Linked DNA regions of Mus musculus: region 1 is linked to region 2. The links are chromatin contacts, found by POLR2A ChIA-PET in ENCODE. All regions are on one chromosome and are shown on one strand. Each heading gives the region's core, a stretch centred on a gene start or an enhancer-like site at or near the end of the contact. The rest is flanking DNA. Distances are from core to core; before and after follow the strand shown. Region 1 holds the start of Lsm14a (LSM14A mRNA processing body assembly factor). Region 2 overlaps Garre1 (granule associated Rac and RHOG effector 1).

Evidence for each region. ChIA-PET counts read pairs that join two places held with the same protein, here RNA polymerase II (POLR2A).
Region 1: POLR2A ChIA-PET joins it to region 2 with 36 read pairs in Patski. The contact joins the promoter of Lsm14a here to the enhancer-like site in region 2. POLR2A ChIA-PET finds 5 or more read pairs at or near these places in 3 of 5 experiments (Patski and embryonic stem cell).

What each region holds. Positions count from the first base shown.
Region 1 is chr7:34,388,255-34,391,254 of GRCm38, reverse strand. It overlaps Lsm14a (LSM14A mRNA processing body assembly factor), which reads left to right and starts at 1,550. Exons shown (of 11, transcript NM_025948.3): 1 at 1,550-1,897. The coding sequence starts at 1,777. It overlaps Gm12764 (predicted gene 12764), which reads right to left and starts at 2,642. Exons shown (of 2, transcript NR_169160.1): 1 at 2,247-2,642.
Region 2 is chr7:34,264,951-34,267,933 of GRCm38, reverse strand. All of the region lies in intron 2 of Garre1 (granule associated Rac and RHOG effector 1), which reads left to right. Among named protein-coding and RNA genes, the nearest start is that of Gm12758, 32 kb to the right of the region's middle. RefSeq lists an enhancer at 1-2,779. Within about 2 kb of position 1,698, at least 1 of the 3 ENCODE cell types and tissues checked has a DNase peak (open chromatin) inside an H3K27ac peak, as active enhancers do.

The sequences.
Region 1 (3,000 bases), core at 301-2,800, 120 kb before region 2:
GAGACCTACAAAGGGAAGACTCCAAACGCAGATTTGCACACCAAATAATGACTGTATGCTGAAGCAGGGACCCCCTTGAAGCCACTGGGCACCAGTCACAGCTCAGCTCATCAATCTTCTCTCCTGCTTTCCCGGAACACGCAGATAATCACCATGCATTGGCTCAGCGCACCAGACATCCTACTTGCTGCCTGTGTTCGGCTCTTATCCCAGTTGTTCACTCTTGCAGCAAATGTCTACCGAGCAGCTGTCCTGGGCCGGTTGCTACACTTGGCCCCAAGGATGATGCAAACAGTGTCTAAAACCAGAAACCCTTCCTCAAAATATTTGCATTCTAGCCAAGAAGGGAGACAAACACTTATGACTAAATAGACAAATGCGATGGGGGGTAGGGAGGGAGCAAGGCAAGAAGAGGGGTGTAAAGCGAGATCTACTGTAGTTTTGTAAATACATCACCTCTTAGGGCAGCTTTGAGCAGAGTATAATGAACTGTGGAAGCTGTGAGAAGAAGGGATGCTTGGAACAGTATGGAGCTGTGTAACAACAAATTAAATCATCCATGCCCTCATAAGCCAAACTAGGAAGTCTGGTTTTCACCTTGTGTAAAATGTAACCTGTGGAGCGCACTGAGTAGACGGATGTTATCTTGAGTTGAACAAAAGTCCAAAATCTCTTGCTACTTGAACATGATTCCCCCTGACTGCTGTGTTAAGAAAAACCTAGTAGGGGTAAGAGAAATAGAATTCTTCGGGAGCTACTGCCAACAACTCTGGCCAGGGTAACTGAGGCGTTATATAGAGCTGTACGGATGGAGACGGTCCAGCCTGAACAGACAAGATTTATAGTTAGGACAGGTGTGGAGGTGTAAGACAATCCAGGACTGGGGTCTTAGCTACTAAGCAAACGTTCCCGGTTCATAGTTACCTCCGAGAACAAGCTAGAGGGACGAGTTTGGAGTAAAACCGAAGAGTTACATCTCTGGATGCAAAGTTTTAAGATGCCAATTTGGTATCCGATCGGAGAGATGATCGTTATTAAGAAAGTGGAGCTGACATTAAGTGATCAAAGCGGCAGAGAAACACTTGGACTGGTGTTTCTTGCATAGTTAGTGACCGGGAACATCTTGAAAGCTAGGACACGGATCAAGCCGCATAAAAAGGGTTGGACTCAGTTTGGGGGACAGAGTCCCAGAGCCTCCCGGAGCGGCAGCCCTTGGAGTGTGAGACTCCTCAGGCGAAGATGGCTGCTCTGGCGTTTACAGTGAGAGTTCCGTGGCCCGCGGAGAGCGGCTCCGGAGCTGGGAGGCGACCGCTTACAAAGACTCTGGGCTCGTACCAAAGTGCAGCCCGCCTAGAAATGGCAGAGGCCGCAGTCAGCATCACCAGGCGGGATGGGCCCTCGTCTAGTCTTCCCGCGACATCTAGGTGCCGTGAAAACCTTCCACGTCGGGAGCGCAAGCCAAGCGCTCTGGGCCGCCGCGGAAAGAGCCCGGGACCGTCCGTGAGCTCGGCGAGTCTCGCGAGAAAGCACGCCGCCTCGCCCTCCCGGCATGCCCTGCGCCGCCGCCGCTGCTGCCGCCGCCGCCGCCGCCGCGCCGCGGTTTGAGGGCGGGAGGCTGGGGGAGGGTAAGCGGAGCCGGCGCGGCCGCCATGTTGGTTCTGAGGCGGCTGCTGTGAGGCGCCGACGGAGGGAGCGAGCGAGCGGGCGGGCGGGCGGAGCGGCGGGCGCAGCGCGGGATCTGACTGAGTGCGAGCGGCGGGCGACGGCGGCGGCGCCATGAGCGGGGGCACCCCTTACATCGGCAGCAAGATCAGCCTCATCTCCAAGGCGGAGATCCGCTACGAGGGCATCCTCTACACCATCGACACCGAGAACTCCACGGTAGCCCTCGCCAAAGGTACGGCGGGGCGGGCCTCGGGGTTTTGGGGGGCGCGGGTAGAGCGCCCCGCCGCCCTCGCGCTCTTCTCCCTCTGCGGTCCTCACGGGCCTCGCTCCCTCCCGGCCCCCAAGCGACAAGGGCCGGGCTGCGGCCTCCCCGGGCTCCCCGGGCTGCTTCCTTTCCCCCGAAGCTCCGCGCCTTCCATCCGGGGAACGAGTGCGCGGCGCCCGGGGCGGGGCGATGCTAAAGTCCCGGGAACCAGCCGGAGAACACACCCAGGTTCGCGGCTTCCAAGACCGAAATTCGGTCGTTCCTTCTTCGGAAGCGCCGAACAAAGCCGGAGGAGTCGAAGAATCTTGACGCCTACCTCGAGATGAATGCGGATGTGTTGATTCCTCGGGCACCCATTTTCTCAGCGTTCTTCGTCTGGGTCGGTGGCGACGGTTGTCGAGTGAACTCCTAAGGAGTGTGCTCCAAACTTTGGGTTTGCGCCGCAGACTTGTGATCTCGAAAGGCCGTTTCGTACCGTCCAGTCGATCGCATCCCGTTTGTCTCCTCTGTGATTGTTACCTGTTATGCCGGAATTCTTATGCAACCGAAGGGTGCGCGTTAAAATGCTTGCTTGCTGTCCCCATGGGCCAATTTTCTGGAACCCTGGTAGAAAGGAAAGTTTAAGTTTTGATGATCCGGGACTCTTGTACACACTTCAGAGCGAGTACTATCGGGGCGCTGACCGACTCCGCTGTACTTGGGGAGAGGAAGTTGTGTGGAAGGGGATCCCCCCCTACTTACCCCAACCCCATAGTCTGTACAGTCGATACAGTCAATTTGTGGGTTTTGTTTCCGTTCACGCGTGCTAGTGACAGGAAGGCACAAAGAAAATAAACTTGAGTTTCTGATCCTAGGGGAAGTCTTATAACAGTTTCTGATACCAGGGAGGTCTATTTTCCTACCACACCTAGTAGAATTGTTAAGAACTAAGTATGCTAGGAAAAAAGGTCCTAGGGATAGCAAGATTCTAAATCTAAAAGCATTTTTTATAGATGCTTCTTTTAACAGTTTCAGTTTCTTGAATTATACCTAATAGGGGGTAGGGGTGTGGCTTGATTGACAGCTCTTCT
Region 2 (2,983 bases), core at 449-2,948:
ATAAAAATAAAATATTAACAGCAACATTAAACAACCAAACAGGTACACCAAGAAGAGAGGGACTCTGGTTATACCCATGTCTACAGTGTGGTAGATACTGTGCATACAGTATAAGAGAATAAGAAGGTTCATGTGCGCAACTGTTCTGCTTTGAGACCTAGTCTCACTCTGTAATCCACGTAGATTTTGAGTTTGTGGATCTCATGTCTCAGCCTCCTGAGTGCTAGGATTACAGGCATATACCATGGCACCAGGCTTGTGATATACCCGTCTTGGCCATCAGGAATTTCCAGTAAGCAGGGTTCTGTTTCAGTAGCTCCCTAACGATTATCTGCTTCCAGAATGTCTTCTCTTTAGTACCTACCCACTGTTGTTTTTATATCCTGGATCTTGTCACAGGCAGACAGGGCAACCTGGTGGTCAGAAATGTCTTTTAGAGTGAGACAGACATTCCTCACTTAAACCTACTTGACATTAAGCAAATTTATCTTTTTAAGCCTGTTTTGTCATATGTAAAATGGGTTACTTTACCATGTGTGTGGCTCCTGGCATGGGTTAAGGTGGTGGCTGTTGGTAGAGCTTCAGTGCTATTTTATACTTAAGTACCTGGCCTTGACTGTTCCACTCACCCATTCTCCAGCTTATCCAATCTGTTCTGCAGCCTTACATGCCCTGAGTCTGTGAGCTGAGAGAGCTGTCTGTGACCCTGGGACACATTCTTCCAAACCTGTGTGAGGACAGTCCCCAAGAACTGGCCCATCCCTGAGTCAAGGAGGGTGAGGTCTATTAAGGGCGTTGAGGGCTGAGCCAGGAAAGGAGATGAGATAAAGGGTGAGCAGAGACAGGAGCTTTGTCCTCTCAGAAGGTGATGTTTATGTGTCTGTTACTTGAGGTGACATTTTATAATAAGTAGTCACTGAAACCAGTTTCCAAGAGTCGGGCTAACTACTGGTTAGGTTGGCCTTTAATTATTTACAACGTGTATTTTGTCACAATCTTAATTGGGTTTATGCTTTACCCATCGTGGGAAAGAAGAGGGCAGTTCTTACAGAGAAGAACTGCAGCTTAAATGACTCATCTAAGGTCAGGTACATAATAAAGAGCAAAGACAGCAGACTGACAGCAGGATTCCACCTCCACCTCTCTAGCAGTGCATTAGGAGGACCCACCCCAGCCCCATGCTTCTGTGATCCAGATACCAGGCTTCACTGCCATTTCTCAGAGTGTTCCTTTCAGAGTAGGAAGTGAAGCTTTCTTCCTTGGTTTATCCTCAGAGAGCCTTTTCCTCACCACCTGCCAGGCAGCTTGTTCTCCAGCTGCATCTGACCTTGTGTCTATTTATGGCTTTGTTGTCTCTTAGCCCTATTAGGATGTAACCCTCCTGAGCACAGGGATTTTCTCATCCTCTTTCCTGTGTACCCTCAGGATTTTTGAGCTTTGTACATATTAGGCATTCATGTATTATATATTTATTATTAGAAGGAGCAAGTAATTTTCATTGGTCAGAAGCTGGGAGAATGTGACCCCAGAGCAGCATGGCAACTTCACTTACCCTCCATTTCTTTCTCCCATAGCTTGCTAAGAGGCCAAGAAAGAGGGGAGAGAGTGTGACCTGGAGGAGCCACCCAGCTCCTCTGTCGCTATAGGGAGCTTCCTGGTGCCCTTAGCCGGTGCCAGTTAAGACTGAATTTCTGTTGTGTGCCTGGTCCAGTGCTGCCACCCTCTGTCTGTTTGGATATTGAAAGTGTTGAAGACAAGAGGACATACTTGCTAAAATCGTAGAAGCTGAACACTGAATGAAGAGACTGTTCTGCTTGTTTGTTTTGTAACCTTTGTGCCTGGTTTCATAACTTGTCTAGCCTTAGTCTTTTTCTCTGTAACATAGAGATGACTTCATAGGGGTATTCTGGGATTTGTGACACAACCCATATGAACTCTGTAGTGTAGACCAAGTACATGCTGAATGCTTAGTTAAAGCCGACTGGTAGTGTGTATGGTACTAGACAGAGGGCGTGTATTCATGTCAGGAGTCTCTAGCTGGATTCTTAGGTCTGTGTCCCTCACCCTACCCTTCATAGCCGTAGCCTTAGTAGGGAGGAGCTCTGAGGAAAGGGGCAGTGGAAACCTAGGAGGTAGAATTCAGCTTTGATTTAGCTGTTCACTTAGAGGGTGGACACTTTAATATGAGCTTATTGTTTGTTTGTTTTTTGCTCTAGTTTTGGATGAAACTTTAAATTAACATGTTTGCTCTGGTGCTTTCTACAGGGGAGAAATCTTTTAGAGAGAATAGGTATTGGGAGCTGGCCTGTCCCAGTTTCTGTAGCAAAGCAGCTCTGTTGTGTGATGCTGGATTGGGTTTATGGTTAAGGGCAGCATCTGACTTAGATGTGGCTGAGTCTTTAGGCTGCTCCAAGGTACAAGATGGGGTGAGAGCGTCGGGACTCTAATGGATGTTAAATCTTTGAGAAAGGAGTGCAGACAGTTGGAGCAGCTGGGGTCTCACCAGATTGCCCAGGCAGACTTTGAACTTTCAATTCTCCAAGCTCAGGGTCTTTTTCAGCTAGCAGTTTCTCCTGCTTTTTAGAGAAAAACATAGGAAATCAACAAACATCACAGCTGTGCCCAAGTTAGAAAACCAGACTGGGAGTTGTACACTCCTGAAATCTAAGAAATTCAGGAGACTGAGGCAGGGGGATTGCAAGTCCAAAGCCAGCCTGAGCTACTTAGTGAGACCCTCCTGTATAAAGTACAAAGATAAAACGGAAGGAGGATGTTAGCTCTTCCTCATTCTGCTCCAGGCCCTGGGGATAGCTTCAGTACCACCAAAAACATACAGAGAAAGTAAGAGGGGGGGGGGGAGGTGGCAGTGGTGCAAACCTTTAGTACTAGCACTTAGAGGGGACAGAGACAGGTGGATCTCTGAGTTTGAGGCCAACCTGGTTTACAGATTGAATTCCTGGACCCTGTCTCCTGAAAAAGGGGG